2 separate regions of the Homo sapiens genome follow, and region 1 is linked to region 2. Evidence: read pairs that join two places in POLR2A ChIA-PET (ENCODE). Cell type or tissue: A673. All regions are shown on one strand. Each heading gives the region's core, and the rest is flanking DNA. Links, peaks and the distances in the headings are about the cores only.

What was found. Peaks named below come from ENCODE experiments on the same cell type or tissue, not always from the same donor. Only the 100,000 strongest peaks of a DNase experiment are listed, where the experiment ranks them.
Region 1: POLR2A ChIA-PET joins it to region 2 with 7 read pairs; 2 of 35 experiments call an interaction of 5 or more read pairs at or near these places.

Annotation. Positions count from the first base shown.
Region 1 is chr18:12,601,372-12,611,942 of GRCh38, forward strand. The region is part of intron 2 of SPIRE1 (spire type actin nucleation factor 1); the gene reads right to left. Among named protein-coding and RNA genes, the nearest start is that of SPIRE1, 51 kb to the right of the region's middle. In A673, for the core only: no CTCF peak of the experiment used is centred there; a DNase peak (open chromatin) is centred at 5,720; H3K27ac peaks cover 1,633 bases.
Region 2 is chr18:12,312,016-12,322,586 of GRCh38, forward strand. All of the region lies in intron 3 of TUBB6 (tubulin beta 6 class V), which reads left to right. Among named protein-coding and RNA genes, the nearest start is that of TUBB6, 9.1 kb to the left of the region's middle. RefSeq lists enhancers at 6,529-7,029, 6,569-6,638. In A673, for the core only: no CTCF peak of the experiment used is centred there; no DNase peak of the experiment used is centred there; H3K4me3 peaks cover 644 bases; H3K27ac peaks cover 1,754 bases.

The sequences.
Region 1 (10,571 bases), core at 3,596-8,595, 290 kb after region 2:
GAGATCACACCACTGCACTCCAGCCTGGGCGATAAAGCAAGACTCCATTTCAAAAAAAACGAAAACAAAAAACAGAACCAAACTGCTTTATTGAGGTATAATTTACTTACCCTAAAATTTGCTGATTCAAAATGTACAATTATTTAATGATTTTCAGTGAATTTATAAAAATATGCAACCATCACCACCACCACATAATTTTAGAATTTGAATTTTTTATCACTCCAGATGAAAGAAAATTCATGCCCATTTGCAGGCACTCCTCTTCTGACCCCCAGCTCCATGAAATCACTCACGTACTTTCCGTCTCTACAGTTTTGCCATTTCTGGACATTTTATATAAATGAAATCCCACAACGTGGCCTTTGTCTCTGGATTTTTTCACAGTGCCTGTTTTCGAGGTTCCTCCATGTGGCTATATCAGTATTTTGTTCCTTTTTATTGCAGATGGTACTCCATGGCATGGCTGCACCACCTTATCAGGCTTTGTATGCTTCCTTATACCTGGCACAACAAGATGATTTGGCCTCATCTTGTCCTTCCCCTGCCCCAACCCTGGAATCAGCTACTTCTCTGGGGAGCCCTGGTTACTGGTAGTGGGGAAGGCTATTTAGAAACAAAGACGTGGGTGACTAGTTGTGCTCACTTGGGTGACTAGGGGTGCCACTGCTTCCAGGCCCTTTCACAGTGTGTGCGCATGTCTGCACGTGTGCACATATAACGTTTACATAAATACATAGACATATATAGACATATACACACACACATACACATAAAGGGCTGAGTTACTTTTTGTTGCTTGTAGTTGAAGGCATCCTAACAGACAGCAACATAAGAGATCAGATAAAAATCCCTTCCTTTCTCTATTTAGGAAGGAAATGGTAGTAAAAAACAGATCAGTTGTAGTTTCATTCTGCTTCAGAACTCTGAAATGCATACTCAAAAGGTTTCACTTGAGCCTTTTGGCACAAGAAATCTTTTCCAAGCAATGATCCCAAATGCTTGATGTTCATTTTTAATTTTTATTCTATCAATTCATATACTGGCTTAGTGAGTAGCCAGCAAGGAGAGGCTGCTCAGTCCCAGGGTGCTGGGAGTTCACCCTTTGAGATTGTCATCCCACACTAAACACAATCCAGAAAAATGACAGATATGAATTTTTAAGTGTTTTTGAGATATAGCCACTTTAAAGAAATCAGTAACTCTGTGGCGCAGAAACAGAACAGAAAAATGCTGCAGTATAATAAAAGGGCTGAAGCCATGGTCTCCCTGATTCTCTATCCAGAAGCAGCCAGGAGGCTGCAACCCAGATATAGGAGACATGCAATCAGGTCTACTGTGTAAGGCTGGGGCAAACCTTTCCTACTGTGAAACAAGGCTGATGAAAATTGTGAAGGCTGTGCAGATTACAATTTGTAGGAAGAAACACTGCCTGCTCAGGGATTGGATCTATAGCTCTAATATCGCTGTAGGATGAATACTCCAATCCACCCATAAGAATGGTCAACGGCCTAGTTATGTATGAAGTCCTTCTATGGACATCAGGTGAAGAACCCATTGATTTGTAGGTAAACATTTTAGTATACAGATGCTGCTTGACTTATGATGGAGTTACATCCTGATAAGCTCATTGAAAATACCATATAGTGAAAATGCATCTAATACACATAACCTACAAAACATCATAGCTTAGCCTAGCCTACCTTAAACAGGTTCATAACACTTAAGTTAGCCCATGGTTGGGCAAAATCATCTAACACAAAGCCTATTTTATGATAAAGTGTTGAACATTTTATTGAATACAACTGAATAACTGAACAATTTATTGAATACAATATGGTTGTATGGGTACTCAAACTATAGTTACTAAATGTTTATCACTTCTACACCATCATAAAGTCGAAAAATCTTAACTTGAACCGTCTGTAACTGTGTTTGCTTTTCTGGGGAAATGTGATATTTTGAAATACATATTTGGTCTTCATCCCTATCTCCTGGCATACAACTCCTAGAATCCTTGGAATGTCCAAAGTGATGGGTGTCTTTTTGTATATTAATGATTGAAGGCTGGGCCACCCCTAGGTAGCTTCAGGATGGGGCTGGTCACTAGAAAGATGAAGGCATGATTAGAGGACTGGGACTTTCAGCACCAACTCCAAAGAGGGGAGAGAGGCTGACGTCTGAGCTGATCACCAGTAGCCAATTTTTTTTTTTTTTTTTTGAGATGGAGTCTCACTCTATTCCCCAGGCTGCAGTGCAGTGGTGCAATCTCGGCTCACTGCAACCTCCGCCTCCTGGGTTCAAGCAATTCTACTGCCTCAGCCTCCCGAGTAGCTGGGACTACAGGTGCCCGACACCACGCCTGGCTAATTTTTGTATTTTTAGTAGAGACAGATTTTCACCATATTGGCCAGGCTGGTCTTGAACTCCTGACCTTGTGATCTGCCTGCCTTGGCCTCCCAAAACACTGGGATTACAGGCATGAGCCACAGCGCCTGGCCTATCACCAGTAGTCAATGATTTATGCAGTCATTCCAACATAACGAAGCTTCCCTAAAAACCCAAAGGGACTGGGTTTGGGGAGCTTCCAGAGAGCTGAACATGTGGGGGCTCCTGGCGGGTGGTGAGCCTGTACTGGGCACAGGAGCTCCACACTCCTTCCCATGTGCCTTTCCCATGCTTCTCTTCATCTCGTCACCAGTACCCTTTGTAGTATTCTTTATAATAAACCAGTAAACCTGTTTCCCTGAGTTCTGAGAGCCACTCTAGCAAATCAGTCAAATCAGTGTATCGAGTAGGGGGAACCCCAATTTAGAACAGATGGGTCAGAAGCATAGGTGAGAACCTATTACTTGCGATTGGTGCTCAAAGTGGGGGTCAGTCGTGTGAGGCTGAGCACTCTCACCCTGTGCTCTCTCCAGCAAGAGAGCATCAGAACGGAACTGAATTAGAGGACACGCAGCTGGTGTCCACTAAAGAATCCACCAGAGAACTGGCTGCTGGTAGGGAGAAATCCCCACACACTTCTTGGTGAGCAGAAGTCACAGAAGTATTCTGTATTGAGAGAGTCAAGGAGATAAAAACTGTTTTTTTCCAGAGGAAAGTTCTGTATTTTTCATCAAATTTTCAGTGAGATCTATGATCTGCAAATAGAAAAGGCCCACTGCCCTAATATATCCTAATATATATCTGAGTTGACATGATGGCCTCCGGAGTTTGCCTCACTGTGTTTAGTTCTGTCATTTATTTCTTCAAATATCTCTGCATGACCACTAGGTGCAAGACACTGTTTGTGAGCATTAGAAACATGGCAGAAAAAAACACCAAGTCTCACTTAGTGAGGGAAGGGAAGGGTCAGAGTGAACGTTTTTGGACATAAATCAGATCACATCCTGTCAATCTGTTGAGAACTCTCTAGTGGGTGCACACTTAAGTTCATAGCAGCATTCTTCACAATGGCCAACAGGTAGAAGCAACCAGTTGTCCACCAAACAGATGGATAAACAAAATGTGATGTTTATACACAATAAAATATGATCCAGCCTTCAAAAAGAAAGAAGCTCTAACACACTATAGCATGGTTGAACCTTGAGGACATTATGCTAAACGAAATAAGCAGTCACAAAAGGATAGATACTGGTAATTCCACTTCTATGAGTAACTGGTCAAATGCATAGAGACTGAAAGGAGAATGGTGGCTGTTGGGGAAAAGGAAAAGGGGAGTTGTTATATAATGGGTAGAGTTTCAGTTTTGCAAAATGAAAAGGTTCTGGAGATATGTTTCACAACAATATATTTAACACAACCGAACTATAAACTTAAATGACTAAGATGATCAATTTTTTATCATAATTTTAAAATAAAAGGCTGGGCATGGTGGCTCACGCCTGTAATCCCAGCACTTTGGGAGGCCGAGGTGGGCGGACCATGAGGTCAGGAAATGGTCAACATGGTGAAACCCTGTCTCTACTAAAATAAAAAAAAATTAGCCAGGTGTGGTGGCACGCACCTGTAGTCCCAGCTACTCAGGAGGCTGAGGCAGGGGAATCGCTTGAACCCGGCAGGCGGAGGTCGCAGTGAGCTGAGATCCCGCCACTGCCCTCCAGCCTGGTAACAGAGCAAGACTCTGTCTCAAAAAAATAAAAAATTAAAATAAAATAAAGAAATTCTTTTCACCTTACTTATTTGCTAGCAGATTCTAGGAGGACAAAATTACTTATCCAAGCAGGCCAGCAATAAGAGAAAATCTCAGAAACGTGGTTTTAAAAAAATTACCACATGCATTACTGATTATTGAAATGAAACCTGTATTTAATAACACAGTCATATTATCTGCTACTTGAATTACTCCTAGGTACAAAGGAATTAAATACGTAATGGTACACAAATAAATATGAATATCTGTATTAGAGTACTACTAGCTGCTGTAATAAACTTCTCCAAAGGTTTCCAGATTCACTCAGATGAGAGCTTACTGTACCCAATGGGGCCCTACACGACCTAGCTCCCTGCTGCTTGGCCTCCCTCGTTCACCGCCACCTCCCCTAGCCACACTGGCCTCCTTCATGTTCTTGGTCCACCTAGGCATCTTCCCACTGCAGGCCTTTGTGCTTGCTTCTTCTTCTGCCTGGCTTACTCCCTCATATCACTCAGATCTCTGCTCAAATGTCACCTCTATTGAGAGGCCTTCAGTTTTTAAACAAAATTGAAAAATGGAATTGAAGTGAACCCTCTCCTCTCTGTCCACCCACCCCTGCCCAATTATACTCTATCCCTTGCCCCCCCTTTATTTTTCTTCATAGCACTTAACACCACAGAGTATTTTATATACATTTACTTATATATTATCTGTAAGTACTAGAATGTACAGTCTATGCAAGCAGAGGTTTTGTCACTTTTGTTTATTGACATACAACCCAGTGCCTAAAACAACTGTCTGGCACATTAAGTTCTCTCTTTGTACAAAGAAGGAAAAGAATAAAGACAGAAGAAAAAAGAGAGATAAAGAGGACAGGGAAGAAGAATAGAAAAGAAACAAAGAAAAAGGAAAAGGAGAAGGTGTCTGATAACTTAACTCAGGGCTATTCTCCTGGTCTACCTTGTTTCTAAAGCTGCTCACTTTCCTAAAACCAGTAAATTATTTTCTCTCTTTAATTATCTGATTTTTTTTTTTTTTTGAGACAGGGTCTTACTCTGTCGCCCAGGCTGGAATGCGGTAGCACGATCTTGGCTCACTGCAACCTCCACCTCCCAGGTTCAAGTGATTCTTCTGCCTCAGCCTCCCGAGTAGCTGGGATTACAAGCATGCACCACCATGCCCAGCTAATTTTTATACTTTTGGTAGAGACCGGGTTTCGCCATGTTGGCCAGGCTGCTCTCAAACTCCTGGCCTCAAGTGATCCGCCCACCTCAGCCTCCCAATGTGCTGGGATTACAGGTGTGAGCCATCGCACGGGGCCAGATTTTTAAATTAACAGTGTTAGTGCTCCCTTTTATTAGTATTATACACATAATTAAACAGCTGACTTACTCTTATACCTGCTGAACAATGGAATAAAACATAATTGTGTTAAGGACATACAACTTGCTTTCTACTTAGCTCAAGGTAAACAAATTTCAGAAAATATTTCAATTATCTAGGAAGTCATCTGATGCAAGAATAGCACCGAATCTGACAGCTTCATTACTATGCTTGTTTAACTGTGACTCACAGACTGTTTTACAGAAGAGTAAATTTCCTGGTTTCTAATTTCTTGAGGAACTTGTGACAATCACAAGGTCCTGTTTTTTTGAAAATGCATTGTGCTAAGTCACCAATATTCACAGAAAGACTTTAAAAAAAATAGCAGTTCGTTTTTTTAGAAAGACCTGTAACTGCTAAATTTCCCTTGTATCTTACACGTTTTTCTTTTGAGTGGCCTTCAACAGACATTTTCCATCTCAATTCCAGTTTGATTCTCTCCTAGCTAAAAATTATTGAGATCCCTAAAGAGACTCAATGTTATGGGAATCAACAAAACCATAGTTCTTGAGTTGCTGCCAGGCTCCTAAGGCATTGAATGAGCTTGGTTCTATGCCTCCCTTGCCCTTCAAGTACCCTTACAGTCATGGGACTGGGTGTGGGTTTTGACAACAGAATGGAAGAGACAGTTACACAGTCATTCATGACTAATAAGAAAGCTAAATGTATGTCTCCACCTTTAGGGTTTTCTACTCCACAGCACTACACACACACACACACACACACACACACACACACACACACACACAGTCTCTTGTTTTCTTATTACAAAAGCAAGTCACATTCATTATAATCTCAGAAAATAGAAGCAATCTAAAAGAAAAGTTAAAGACTTACCTGGGAATGTTTGTAACACACAGAAATGTGTTTATAACACAAATAAATGCATTTGTAACACAAAGAAATGTGTTGAGGTGACGGCTACCCCCATACCCTAATGTGATTATCACATTGCATGCCTGTATCAAAATATCTCACCTACGGCCGGGCGTGGTGGCTCATGCCTGTAATCCCAGCACTTTGGGAGGCTGAGGCGGGCAGATCACAAGGTCAGGAGATCGAGACCATCCTGGCTAACACGGTGAAACCCCGTCTCTACTAAAAAAATACAAAAAATTAGCCAGGCATCATGGCCGGTGCCTGTAGTCCCAGCTACTCAGGAGGCTGAGGCAGGGGAATGACGTGAACTCGGGTGGCGGAGCTTGCAGTGAGCCGAGATCGCGCCACTGCACTCCAGCCTGGGTGACAGAGCGAGACTCCATCTCAAAAAAAAAAAAAAAAATCTCACCTACTCCATAAATATATCCACCTACTATGTACCCCAAAAATTTTTTTTTAATTTTGTCTGAGGCTATCACTATTAATTGTTAATACAATCACTTATTTTTGTTCTTCAGATCATATTCTTTGCACTTTTAATACAATTGGATCATTCAGTACCTACTATTTTGTAACCTATTTTATACTACAATGAACCATTATTCCACATAATCAATTACATTCTATCCGTTTGTTTCTAGTAAGGTAAAGTCTTTTGTTGCACAATAGTTAGACATTTAGGTAGATTCCACCTTTCCTCTCTTACAAACAGTACTGCAAACAAGTATCTTCTTGCTTCATTTTCCCACATATTCTTAGTTATTTTCTTTGGAAAAGGTCCCAGAAGTAAAATTACTAGATCAAACCCATGCTCTTAGATGTGTGATATGTGTTACCCAATTGCTCTCTAAAAAGTTAACTCCAATCTCTACTCCAGCCTTTGCATATGAAAATACAGGTATTATCCTCTGGTAACTGAGTTCCTTTGTAATAAAGCTTTACATTAAGGTGATGGCAATAATAATATCAATAGTATCCACCATTCCAGGAACTTTTGTTCTACTTATTCTCTAATCCTTACAACAACAACCCAAGGAACAGGTGCTAATACCCTCTGTTTACAAAGAAACTGAGGTTCCATAAGGTTAAGAGTCACAAAGAAGCAAAACTGAGGATTACTAGTAGAACTCCAAAGCAGCAGTCCCCAATCTTTTTGGCACCAGGGACGGTTACACGGAAGACAATTTTTCCACAAATGGGGGTGGGGTGTGGGGATGGTTTTCAGGATGAAACTGTCCCACCTCAGATCATCAGGCATTATATTCTCCTAAGGAGCACACAACCTGGATACCTCGCACGCACAGTTCACAATAGGGTTCGAGCTTCTATGAGAATCTAATGCCACTGCTAATCTGGCAGAAGGCAGAGCTCAGGTTGTAATGCTCACTCAACCACCACTCACCTTCCTAACAGGCTGCGTCTGTAATGGTCTGTGGCCCGGGGATTGCAGACCCCTGCTCTAAAGCATTCAAACGGTACACAAATATTTTAAGGAAAATAGAGTCTGCTCTAAAGTGTGTGGTATGCTAGAGAGTTCATATCAAGGACTATCGAGAGCCAAGCTGTCCAATATTCAGGAATCTTACAAGCTGGTTGATGAAACCTCTGATAGCCTGAAACTGGCAAGGTGGGAGTACTTATAGCACAGAAATTTGTGTTTGGGGGGTTTTTTGAGAGCCAGTTTACCAGCACACCAAATTCAAGTAGTAACATTTGTCTTCCGTTTTCCCAGCCATTTCTCCTTTTCATTACCCTGGTAAGAAAGGCTGGCTTCAGTCTTCTCTTGCTACAAGCTAGGTAGAATCTGTTCCAGTCTCAACGATCTGAGACCTATTTCTGGGTATTTCTGTCTGCAAGAGTCAAAAGGTAGCTCCACTCTCCTTACTCTCCAGCATCCAAAGCCTCACCACCCTATTTGAGCACCTATCAGAACCAGGGCTAACATCATTTTATCTTGTGTCCTCACTGACATAAATCAGTACAGAAGCCAGAGGCTCCCACTGCCCATCTCCCAGAAGGCTATGCCTCTTCTGTCCCCATCTTCTATGCCTACTGCCCACCCCTCCCCACCTCTTGAGAGGCTTCCGGTGTAACCTCCAGAAGTAACGGTTCCCTAGATCTTTAACATCTCTGAAGGCCCCCCTCCACCTTTTTGCTCCAGACTAAACCTGAATCTCCTCAGGATCAATGTTGGTCCTCATTGTTCTTTCTGTCACAGTTATCAGGTTGCTGAACCTGGAACTGGGAGGAGGTCCTTCTTGCTCCTCACTGATGCTTCCTCCCCACCCCTCCCTCCTCTTCCCAGCCTGGAACCAGAGGTCCAACTACCATATACCAACTGTCTCCTTATCGCTGCCATCTGTTGCTCCCCAAGTTACCCGTTCTCCTGTCTCAAGAATTCTAGTTGCCGGTTTACTGTCACTCTTCTCTCTCAATTCTTGGTGATTTTAACATATGTATGCCTGACCCTTCCAATATTGTGGCCTCTCCTGTCTGTGAGCTCCTCTACCTAATGATCTTGTCCTCCACCTGATCTCAGACATCCTTTAACAGCCTCCACCTATCTTTCTAGTTCATTCCCTCTAATATTTGACTCCAGTAATCTTTCAACCCCATCAGGCCCTACCATCCATTGATCTTAAGTTATATTTACTTTCCCTCATTCCTCACCCCTATGCTCTAAACTTCCTTCTTAAGCAGGTTAAATTCTAAGATCAAACATTGTAATAATTTGCCCTTCAATCCCTTGCCTTTTCTCTCTTTGTACTCATTTGGACAGACCACACACTGGTTAAATCTACCTCTTCACTGCCTCCCCACCTGCATTTGTATAGCTGAATGTGGCTAGAGTAAAACACAGAAAACTATACTGACTGATCTTGCCTTAAATTCATGACCCTGAATCTTGTGTGGGTCATTAATGCTCCCCCCAAAACCACGCATTTCCTTGGTCCACTCACTCTCCCACTGTCCTTGGTGACTATAACTTCTCTTCTTCCCTCCTGAAACCTGATACCTCTTCTCTCATCCTCATTCTCAATGACCCTGCTTTCCATTTCACTGAGAAAACTGAAGTAACCAGAAGAGAACATCCACAAACCTCCCACCATCCCATCTCAGCACCTCGTAGCATCTTTTGACACACATACTGTCTTCCCTCCTGCCACTCTAAGTGGACTACCCTCATCCTGTGCAAAGCCGAGTCCCCATTCCTTTACTTATGCTCCACATCATATCCCCTCTCGCCAAGGTAATAACTCTCCAACAATTCTCTACTCTCCATTCTGCATCAATAATTTTCCCTTCTATACTGGATCGTTACTGGTGCAACAAACAAATATGTTATTGTTTCCATCAATTAAAAACAAAAAAACTTGCTAGGGTCCCACTTTCCTCTCCAGCTACCCTCAAATTTCCTGCTCTCTGGGTTATCCAGCCTCCATGAAGGCCCCTAATGGCCCCCACCCTCTTGGTATTCAGGTTCTTATGCAGTCCCCTCCCACACTGTGTCCATGTGATCAACAGAATACAGCAGAATAACGGAATGTAACTTCCATACATGGTAGCTTCTCTCTATATATCTTGGATCATCCTCTCTGAAAGAAGCTGGCTGCCTTGTCAGGAGGATACTTAAGCACTCCTATGGAGAAGAAGCCTATATAGTAAGTAAGAAACTGAGGCCTCCTGCCAACAGCCAGATGAAGTGAGCCATCTCAGAGGCAAGTTCTCCAGCTCAGGTCAAGCCTTCAGATGACTGCAGCCCTGGCCAATATATTGACTAAAACTTCACAAAACACTGAGCCAGAATCACCCAGCTAAGCCATTCCTGAATTCCTGACACACAGAAACTGAAATAGTAAATCTTTGTTGTTTTAAGTGACTCTTAAGTTTTACTTTGTTTTTGTTTTTTGAGACAGGGTCTTGCTCTGTTGCCCAGGCTGGAGTGCAATGGCATGATCATGGCTCACTCAGCCTCAACTTCCCAGGCTCAAGTGATCGTTCCTGCCTCAGCCCCTGGAGTAGCTGGGACTATAGGCGTGCACCACCACATTAAGCTACTTTTCTTTTTTTTTTTGTATTTTAGTAGAGAAGAAGTCTCACTATGTTGGCCAGGCTGGTCTCAAACTCCTGAGCTCAAGTGATCCTCCTGCCTCCGCCTCCCAAAGTGCTG
Region 2 (10,571 bases), core at 2,245-7,244:
GATTCTGGCTTAAAAGCACTATGGTGTAGGAATCAAATACATCATGAAAAATCTACATTCTAACCCCTTTCTCAAAAGGCACCAGGAAGAGATAGTTTAATAGAGGGTAACAGACAATCCCATTATCCAAACCATTCCAGAGAGAAAATGATGGAAAACTTCCCAACATTTCCTATGAGGCTAGGTAGCTTCTACTAGAACATACAAGTGAAAGCTGTATATCAAACTTACTTAAAAATATAGATGCAAAAATCCAAAATAAAATACTTAGAATATCAAATGTAGTTGTGTTTTTTAAAAAATATATTAATAGCACATTGTGACCAAGTAAGACTGAGAGGCAGACAGTGTAATGGTTAGGAGTCTGGCTGTGCTGCCAGACTCCCTGGGTTTAAATTTTGGCCCTTCCACTCACTATGTGGCCTTAGACTTATTTAACTTACTTGTGACTTAATTTCCTCATCACAAGTGGGACTGTCTACCTCTTAGTGAGATGTAAGGATTAAATAAACACTTAGAATGTCTAGTACAAAATAAGTGTTTGAGAAATACTAGCAACATCCCAGGAATGCAAGGATGGTTCAACATTAAGAAGTCTACTAATAGATTAAAGACAACATCTTAATAGATGACCCAAAAAAGTGGGTTTTTTTTCTGACTCCCAGCAGGAAACAATTTTTTAAAAAAGATTAAAGTTTTGGAAGCCAGGAGCAGTAGCTAACGCCTGTAATCCCAGCACTTTGGGAGGCCAAGGCGGGCGGATCACCTGAGGTCGGGAGTTTGAGACCAGCCTGACCAACATGGAGAAACCCCATCTCTACTAAAAATACAAAATTAGCCCAGTGTGGTGGCACATGCCTGTAATCCCAGCTACTCGGGAGGCTGAGGCAGGAGAATCACTTGAACCCAGCAGGCGGAGGTTGGGGTGAACCAAGATCGCACCATTGCACTCCAGCCTGGGCAACAAGAGTGAAATTCTATCTCAAAAAAAAAAAAAAAAAGATAAAGTTTTGGATGTGTTCCTGATTTGTAGAGGACAAAAAAACTTCTATGTAAGCTGGAAGTAGAAAGAAACTTCCTTTATTTACAGATTATCTACCAGAAACCCATAGCAACATTACACTCCCTGGTGAAACAGAAGCATTTCCAGCAGAATTAGGTATAAGAAACAGATGTCCATTGTCTCTACAATTATTCCATGTTCTGAAGGCTTTAGCCAGTGCACAAAAACCAGAGAAAGAAAAAATGCAAATCATGTAAAGGAAAAGACAAAAGTGTTATTTGTTGATGAAATGATTCTCTTGGAGTTTCCAGATAGGCTATCAGCTGAAAAATGACTAGCACTTACAAGACTTCAGTAAGGGAGCCAGACACAAGATAAAATATTCAGAAATTAATAGTTTTGCGATCAGGTTACCAATCTTTCTGATTTGCCTGGAACTGGGAGGTGTTCCCCAGGACACTAGACTTTGAGTGCTAAAACTGCCAGGGTCCCAGGCAAACTGGAACAGATGAATCACATTAAAAGCAATAATCACTGGGGAACACATCCTATTCACAACTGTAATAAAAGCTATAAATACCTGGGGACAAAATTTACTACTAACTAGAGGCAAGAGGGAATTAAAACAAAATATTCTCCCACCAGATTGGCCAGTATTTCAGAAGCTGCTAAGACCTAGTGTTGGTGAAGGTGTTTGGGAAAATAACAGCTGTTCAGAGAACTACTTAGTAGATTGAGCAAATCAATAATTTCCATCCAAGAGTTCCAGTTCAAGGAATCTGTTCTGCAGAAATGCTCACACATAGAGATTGCAGATTGGCCTCCAGAAGAGCTGAATCCATTTGCATGCCCACGGGGGGTGTCTGAGAGCTCCTCTTGCCCAGTGTCATCCTTGTCAATTCAGAGGGACTGCTCTCTGAGTACTGTAATAAAGACCTGACTTGGATAACATTAATATTCTGTATTGTGAGAAAGGAAAAAGGACGATCCTACTTTATACAGATCAGCATTGAGTAACTCACTTACTAAGTAGGTATAGACTCAGCAGCCACAGCTTCTTTCTGGACCACATTCCCAGGTCACAGAGTTAACATAGCCAGGAAGAAAGAGCACCGCACCGGGAGAGGGAAACTGAGCAGCTGACCCTAGCTCTGTGCCCGCTGGCAGCATCAGTTCCCTTCTCTGGGGGTCTTCATTTTACTATCTGAAATGAAGGACCCCCCCCAAGCATCTTGGGGTCACAGACCCCTGTAAGAATCTGCGAGAAGAAATGGCCCTATCTCCCCCACTTGTTGTAGAATTCTGCCCAGTCTTCTCCTTGAGGTTCAGTGGATTTTTGGTGAGAATCTGAGCGAGCGGACAGCTAAGATTTCTTGAGTCTGAATTATAGTTGGCTGAGTCTACCGTAGTCTCAGTAAGCTTTACCAGACACAATTCATGTATTTCCAACTAATACACCTTTTAGAAATCACACCTCTTCTTTGATAGGCAGTGTGTGCACATGGTGCGTAGCTGGAAAGGCCATACAGTGAAAACCCACCTCCCTCCCTGCCTGCCTCCCTCGCAGGAGTCCTTCCTGAGATTGGGAAACAGTTACAAGCATATCTGTGAATTTTTATAGATAAAAAAGATCTTAAAGTTTTACATATGTAAAATATATACCTTCTTCAAAGAAGGATATGAAACAACAGTAAAAGACAGGCATAAATGTAGCAGTTTACAACACAGAGTCAACTGTGAGCTCAGCTGTGGCTGAGAATTAATTTTAGCTCTGGGTTTCTGGCAACTAAATCCAAAAAAGGAAGCACAGCAGGTGACACAGCTGACATTGTCTCATAAAGGGGAATATATGCTTTTAATATATTTAAAAGGGAGCTCTCCCCACCATCCTGAGTGATTCGTATTTATTTTTAATTTGTACTTTGCTTTGCTTTTTAAACTTTGCTTTTTTTTTTTAGCAAAAACTAATATAACCACACTCTTAAAAGTTTAAAACTAGAGTTAAAAAAAAATTCTGTATGTTCATCATCTTAGTGTAATTATTGTCAGCACTGAGGTATTTTTTTCACCTTTGTTTCTTTTTGCTGACTCTCATTATTGTAATCATGGTATCATTTATATCTTTTTCCATTGAACATTATATTATAAACCATATTTCACATTTAGTTTCTAAAATCCATAATTTTTAATAGCTCCATAATGTGTAATTAATTCTTTATGCAACTTTATAATGGCCAATAATCAGGAAGCTGTTTCTTTTCAGCTTTTTGCTCTTAAAAGGAATATTGAACATCTTGATTCACTTAAATTTGTCTGTTTCTCACTTTGATTTCAGAATAGATTCTCAAAAAGCAAAATTACTGGGTCAAAGAGTGAAGAGATTTAAGCCCTTTTTACACACTTCCAATTGGATTAATGCCACCAGCAGTGTCTGAGAGCGTAGTTTTTGCTGCACTTTTGCCTGAAATTAAACTTTTCAAAGAAACGTAGCAACTGAATGCTTATTTTATGAGAGACTCAGGGCTTTAAGAACTACTTTATAGGAAATGTAAGAACAGCTCTGAATTTGGCCCTTCTATTCTACACTGACGTAAATTGTCAGCGTAAAACAGAGAAACCTGCACACATATCACGCCAGGACTCACGCATAGAGGAGCCGGAAGGCAGGACATTAAAATGCAACTCAGCGCACGCTGCACTGTTTCCCAGGGGAAGGGTGGTTAGCCGAAACTCATGCCACACCCATTACTGCTTTTTGAGATAAAATAGGAAAAAAGTATATAATTCTACATAGTTGAGTAAGTTCACACTCACACTTGTTACACAGGGCTTCATGTACCAGTGGCCGGTTTTATTTCTTAAATGGGTAGTAGGTGTGTAGAGATTCATATTATTTTTCATATGCTTTTGCATGCCTTAACTCTGTCAAAAAAAAGATATCAGTTGTCTCAAAGGTGTGGTCACGGAAAAGGCAGCTTTCATGGAGAAGGTTTTCAGCAGGTCATGGCTGTCTGGCCCCGGCCCAGTCTGCCCCAGGCCTGGCAGCAACTGAGGGACCCAACCCAGTCTGGATGGGTGCCCCGAGGAGGCCTCACCCACCAGCAGTCAACGCAGTGCAGCCAGGACCTGGCCAGGTCTCAAGAGAGAGTCGAAGCCATGAACTGATCTTTATGACATGAGTGCATCACAAACTATTGAAGTGGTGAGAAGCTAGTTTCTCACAGCTGCCACTTTAGCAATTGTGAGTTTTCTTTGGTTTATTTGAATTGAACATTGGGAGAGTGTAAGGTCTTTCTAGCTGTTGACAAATGGGATCACGAAGATTAAGACAAATTAAGACAGACCTATGGTGCCCATTTAGTTATCTAATTGTCCCTGTAAGCCTTCAAAAATGTTAGAAATGACCTTTGGCACATAAAAACTGTCCCCGAAATTGCTTCTTGCATCTTTGCTTCATCTGACTTGCAACCCTATTTTTGATTCAGAATGTTTTAAGTTTTCAACAGGTTGTACTAACATGATATGTCTTTAATAGGAATTTTAGCAAGTTGACACCATTTTGAGTTAAGAATTGTGACTTGTTTAAATGAATATGCTTATTTGTTAAAATAACATATTATGGAGAATGGAGAAGTATCCAGAATGTATAAACATTCTATATTGTTTAGCTAAATAGTTTTTAAGTCGTTCTCCAGTAAAAGAGGCAGAATTGTCTGTGAACTGGAGATGATCCATCCTCACTGGCTTTATACCATATTGTTCCAGTTAGAGTTGGTAAATTACAATAAACCAGTGTCATTCCATTTCCAAATAGAGTTTGAAATGATTTAGGAAACACTCACTTACATTAGTAGTGTATACTTTTAAAAGTGAAAGTTACCTGTAATTCCAGCACTTTGGGAGGCGCAGACAGGCAGATCATCTGAGGTCAGGAGTTCGAGACCAGCCTGGCCAACATGGTGAAACCCTGTCTCTCCTGAAAATACAAAAATTAGCCAGGCGTGATGAGTGCCTGTAATCCCAGCTACTCGGGAGGCTGAGGCAGGAGAATCACTGGAACCTGAGAGGCGGAGGTTGCAGTGAGCCGAGATTGAGCCATTGCACTGCAGCCTGGGTGATGGAGTGAGACCCTGTCAAAAAAAAAAAAAAAAAGAAAACTTCCCAGTTGGGCAGTGGCTAATGCCTGTAATCCCAACACTTTGGGAGGCTGAGGCAAGTAGATCACTTGAGCCCAGGAGTTGAAGGTCAGCCTGGGCAACATAGTAAGACCCTCTGTACAAAAAGTTTTTTTAAATTAGCTAGGCGTGGTGGTGTGCACCTGGGGTCCCAGCTATTCAGGAGGCTGAGGTGGGAGGATCACTTGAGCTAGGGAGGTTGAGGCTGAGGCTGCAGTGAGCGGTGTTTGCGCCACTGCACTCCAGCCTGGGCGACAGAGCAAGACCCTGTCTCAAAAAAAAGAAAAGAAAAACTTCTGTAATGAATTGCTGGTTGCATAGCAGTCATACCTACTCTATTGTTGGAAAGTTTTGTGGGAAAAGAATGAAGCACCAGAAAGGTAAACGTTCTTCCAGCCTCTTTCTGTATTTCTAACTTTTTCTTCCAGATTCAGGGCTAGAAGAGGGGGCAGGAGTGCACAGACCCTTGACACTTATTCCATCACCCATTGTGAGCTTGAAACCAGAGGGGGGACTCAGAGAAAACCCTGGGGACCTGTTGCAGCCCCACTGCCAAAAAGCTTAGAGTTGGCAGCCTCCTGCTAACTGTCTGGAGTCACTGACTAACATCACACCGTATCAGTACAGAAGATGTTCAGTTCACAACTCCCAAATATTTAACTGGAACATCTGTTGCTATGAGACAGTGGCAAAATATTTTTCAGAAGTCACCAGCTTCCTCCTTTCATCAAGAGCACAGAAAACTTCATGGCTATTCATGCTATAAATATTGAGGAAGCTGGGTAAATGGTGTGAGCTGCAGAGGGAGTCAAGTTCAGCATCTCCGTCCACTTACAGCTAGCTCAGGTCTGATTGATTGGGGTTCTATGTTTGCCAAAAGCCACCTACTATTTTCAGTTGTTGGTTTCTGCTATTTTAATGAAATAGGTCCCAGGCTATTTTGACAGCTGCCCTGGGTCTTTCCTTTGTAAAATGTGACAGTTCTAGCACCGAGTGTGGACCAGCCCCGAGCTTGTTCCTCCCAATACCTATGTTGTAGTTTTGCCAGGTGCTGCCTGCTAGGTTGGGTGGGGAAGGGGTGGAGAGAAGTTGGTGGGGGCTTAGGAAGGACGGTGACCATTTTCTCGCCTACTAAGAGAAGGCAGTCAGCTAGGATTCACTGTGCAACACAGCTGGGCAGGAAGAAGAGAATCCCCTGTTTGTAAGAGAACAGTCACATACTAGATGCTGTCTACGGCTTGTGAAAAACACAAGGAAACGGCCACCTGAGAGTACTAAAGTGGCCAGGCCCACGGGGTGTGCTGCAAGCACACAGCAGGCATCTGCCTAGCCCGGCCCCTCTGCAGAGCCATAGGGCCTGCCATGCCAGTGACACTGGGCTTTGGACTGCCAAATGGGGCAAAGACAATAGGAGAGAAAGGCTGAGCTGATTTCTCAGTGGGACTGAGACGGAGATCTAGGGAGGCTGATGCTGCAGACAAGTGCAAGGGCCCTCTGTGGTCAGTTTCAGCTGGCCAGTTCTGCTCTCTGGAAACTTCAGTGTTCAATATTTAAATGTGTGGTTTTGTTTGTTTGTTTGTTTGAGATGGGGTCTCGCCTTGTCACCCAGGCTGGAGTGCAGTGGTGTGATCATAGCTCACTGTAGCCTCAAACTCCTGGGCTCAAGCAGTCCTCCCACTTCACCCTCCTGTGCTAGGATTGCAGGTGTGAGCTCCCATAGCTGGTCTTATACAAAAAAAAGTGTTTAATGTTTTCATGTCAAAGTTAAAACAAAGTGCTTGTACATGGTTTTTTCAAACAGTACACATAGATTGTGTATACAGTGCAGAAAGGGAAAGCTGTCATCCCTTCTACTGGTGGCCCCTGAGGTTTTATTCCCTAGGGGGATAACCGAGTGTGTAGACAGTTGTGCTGTGTCCTGCTGACATTTTTCCTTTTTCCTTTTTTTTTTTTTTCTTTTTTTTTTTGAGACGGAGTTTCGCTCTTGTTGCCCAGGCTGGAGTGCAATGGCGCAATCTCGGCTCACTGCAACCTCCACCTCCTGGGTTCAAGCAATTCTCCTGCCTCAGCCTCTGGAGTAGCTGGGATTACAGGCACCTGCCACCACACCCAGCTAATTTTTTGTATTTTTAGTAGAGATGGGGTTTCCCCATATTGGCCAGGCTGGTCTCGAACTCCTGACCTCAGGTGATCCTCCTGTCTCGGCCTCCCAAAAGTACTGGGATTACAGGTGTGAGCCACCGCGCCCGGCCCTGCTGACATTTTTCTGTGTCCATGTGCACCTAGGTGAGCACACAGAGCTGATTTTGTCTGGGGAAAATGGGATCCTGCTATACACACCATTTTGCAGCCTTTTGAAAAATTCATTAATGTATCTCAGACATCCTCCGTGACAGTCACAGTGCCTACCATTGTATATGTCATCATTTAGTAATTTCCCACTTACTGATGACATTTTAAAATTTTTCATTAAAGAAGAGCTGGGCTCAGGCGTTCACACCTGCCATCCCAGCACTTTGGGAGGCCAAGACAGGATGATCACTTGAGTTCAAAAGTTTAAGACCAACATGGACAACATAAGGGGACCCTCTCTACAAAATTTTTCTTTTTTTTGACGGAGTCTCACTCTGTCGCCCAGGGTGGAGTGCAGTGGTGCGATCTTAGCTCATTGCAAGCTCCACCTCCCGGGTTCACGCCATTCTCCTGCCTCAGCCTCCGGAGTAGCTGGGACTACAGGCGCCCGCCACCATGCCATGCTAATTTTTTTTATATTTTTGGTAGAGACGGGGTTTCACCATGTTAGCGAGGATGGTCTCAATCTCCTGACCTCGTGATCCACCCGCCTCGGCCTCCCAAAGTGCTAAGATTACAAGCGTGAGCCACCGTGCCCAGCCAAAAAAATGTTTTTTTAATTGTCCCAGCTACTCAGGAGGCTGAGGCAGGAGGATCCCTTGAGCCCAGGAGTTGGAGGCTGCAGTGGCTATGATTGCACCACTGCACTCCAGCCTGGGTAGCAGTGGAAGACCCCATTTCTAAAATAATAATAATAAAAAATTCCTTTTTTATACTTTAATATTCACTTATCATAAAATAAATGTTTTAGTTAAAATGTCATAAAGCTAGAAATGAACTCTCTTAGGACCCCATCCTTCAAAGACAACCTGTGCTTTCTTAATTGCATTGTAAATGTTTTAATAAAGTAATTTTTTTTTTCATTTTGCTAGCTAGCTAGGTAAAACATTTTCATGGTTTAGGACTTAAAAGGAACAAAAGGGTATATAGTGAAAAGTTGATCTCCTTCCTACCCCGAACTAGTGTTAAGATTCTTGAATGTCCTTTCAGGTATGTTCAGGCAGACGCATATATTTACACACATACAATGGAGCCAGCTGTATACACTGTTTAGTACCCTAGTGTTCCTCCCTGGCTCCCCAGCAACGTATTTTGAAGATCTTTCCATTTCACAAGTATGGCTGCCTCATTCCTGTTGATGGCTGATAGTATCCTCTGCAGAGATACCGCCGTGGATTTAACCAGTCTTCAGTTGATAGGTATTTGGGTTGTTCCCCTTTTTATTATTATAAATTGTTCCTCAGTAAACATTTGTATATATGTCATTTTGCACATGTATGGGTCTATCTAGAAAAACTTACAGAAGTGTAATTGCTGTGTCTAGGGGGATAATTTTGATAGCTGTAGCTCAGCTGTTCTACAGCCCACTGCCCTTGCTATCTCCAGTAGCTCCCGTGGGAAGTGGCCTTCCCCAAACCCTCAGCAGTGCAACTCAGGTGTTTGGATCTCTGTCAGTTTCACAGCAGAAAAATAGAATCTCCTTGTTTTAATTTGCGTTTCCCTTATGAGAAGGGTTTAGCATTATTTCCAGTACCTAAGCTATTGGAATTTCCTTTCCTGTGAGCTGTATGTTTATAGCCTTTGCCTGTTTTCCTAATGGCTGTTGTTTTTCTTACTGATTTAAGGACTTCTTTAGATATTGAAGGAGGGTATCCTTTATATGTGATATGAGTTATTAACAGTCCAGTACATACATTTTAACATTAAGTTCAGTACACTTAATGAAGAATCACAGAATTTGTTTTTTCTTGCACTGAACACCTACAGTGTGTAGCACTGATAAATGCTTCATCCCCCCCAAGAGTAGAGCCACTGTGTAAGGCTGCACTTGTTATGTACTGCAGAAGCCAGGGGTGCCATCAGTAGACCTCATTGTGAGCAGGCCCGTGTCCCAAATTGCATGGGAGCCCCTTGTCCACTAATTAAAGATTGACAAGTGAAAGGCAGCTTGCTTACCCGATGTAGCACTTGGCAGCTCTCAGAGGCAGCCTTGGTGGTTTCACTGCTTCATAGTTCAGTGCCCCCAGGGTGAGTGCAGCATCAGGGATGGACCTGCCCACGTGAAACCAGAGAGGCTGGTCTTTGGCAGTGGCTGTGAATTGTTGCCACCAGCCGTGTGTAGACAAAAGTCAAGTTGGAGTAAGTGGGGAGAGGTCTGTATAATGCAATGCAAGTTTTTATGACTTGAATTAGTTAAATCTGCAGCCCAAAATTTCATGAAAATAAATATTTAAAACATTTTATTAAAAATTAAATTGACAAAGTCATATTAGAAATTAGTATTTCAATTTTCCCAACTCTAAGTATACTGGAATAAATTGCCTTAAAGTGAAAGAGTGAGAGTGTATTTAGTAAGTCTTGGTTAAGCCTTTTTGGTTTACATTCAGAAACAAGAAAAGAATGACTGATGTAAAATGTCATGACCTGCAAGTTAGGTCGTTTCCAATTCTGCTTTCTTCAACATTGAGTTGTTGGCCAGGTGCGGTGGCTCATGCCTGTAATCCCAGCACTTTGGGAGGCCGAGGTGGGCGGATCACTTGAGGTCAGGAGTTCAAGACCAGCCTGGCCAACGTGGTGAAACCCTCTCTCTACTAAAAAATACAAAAATTAGCCGGGTGTGGTGGCAGCACCTGTAATCCCAGCTTCTCGGGGGGCTGAAGCAGAATTGCTTGAACCCAGGAGGTGGAGGTTGCAGTGAGACAATACCGTGCCACTGCACTTTAGCCTGGGCAACAGAGTGAGACTCCATCTCAAAATAAATAAATAAATAAATAAACAAAATTGAGTTAAGTGACAGATGATTGAAAATACTTTTTTTTTTTTTTTTGAGACAGGGTCTTGCTCTGTCACCCAGGCTGGAGTGCTGTAGCACAATCTTGGCTCACTGCAACCTCCATCTTCTACGCTTAAGTGATCCTCCCACCTCAGCCTCCCGAGTAGCTGGGACTACAGGCATGCACTACCAGACCCAGCTAATTTTTGTATTTTTAGTAGAGATGGGGTTTTGCCATGTTGCCCAGGCTTGAAAATACTTTTTGATA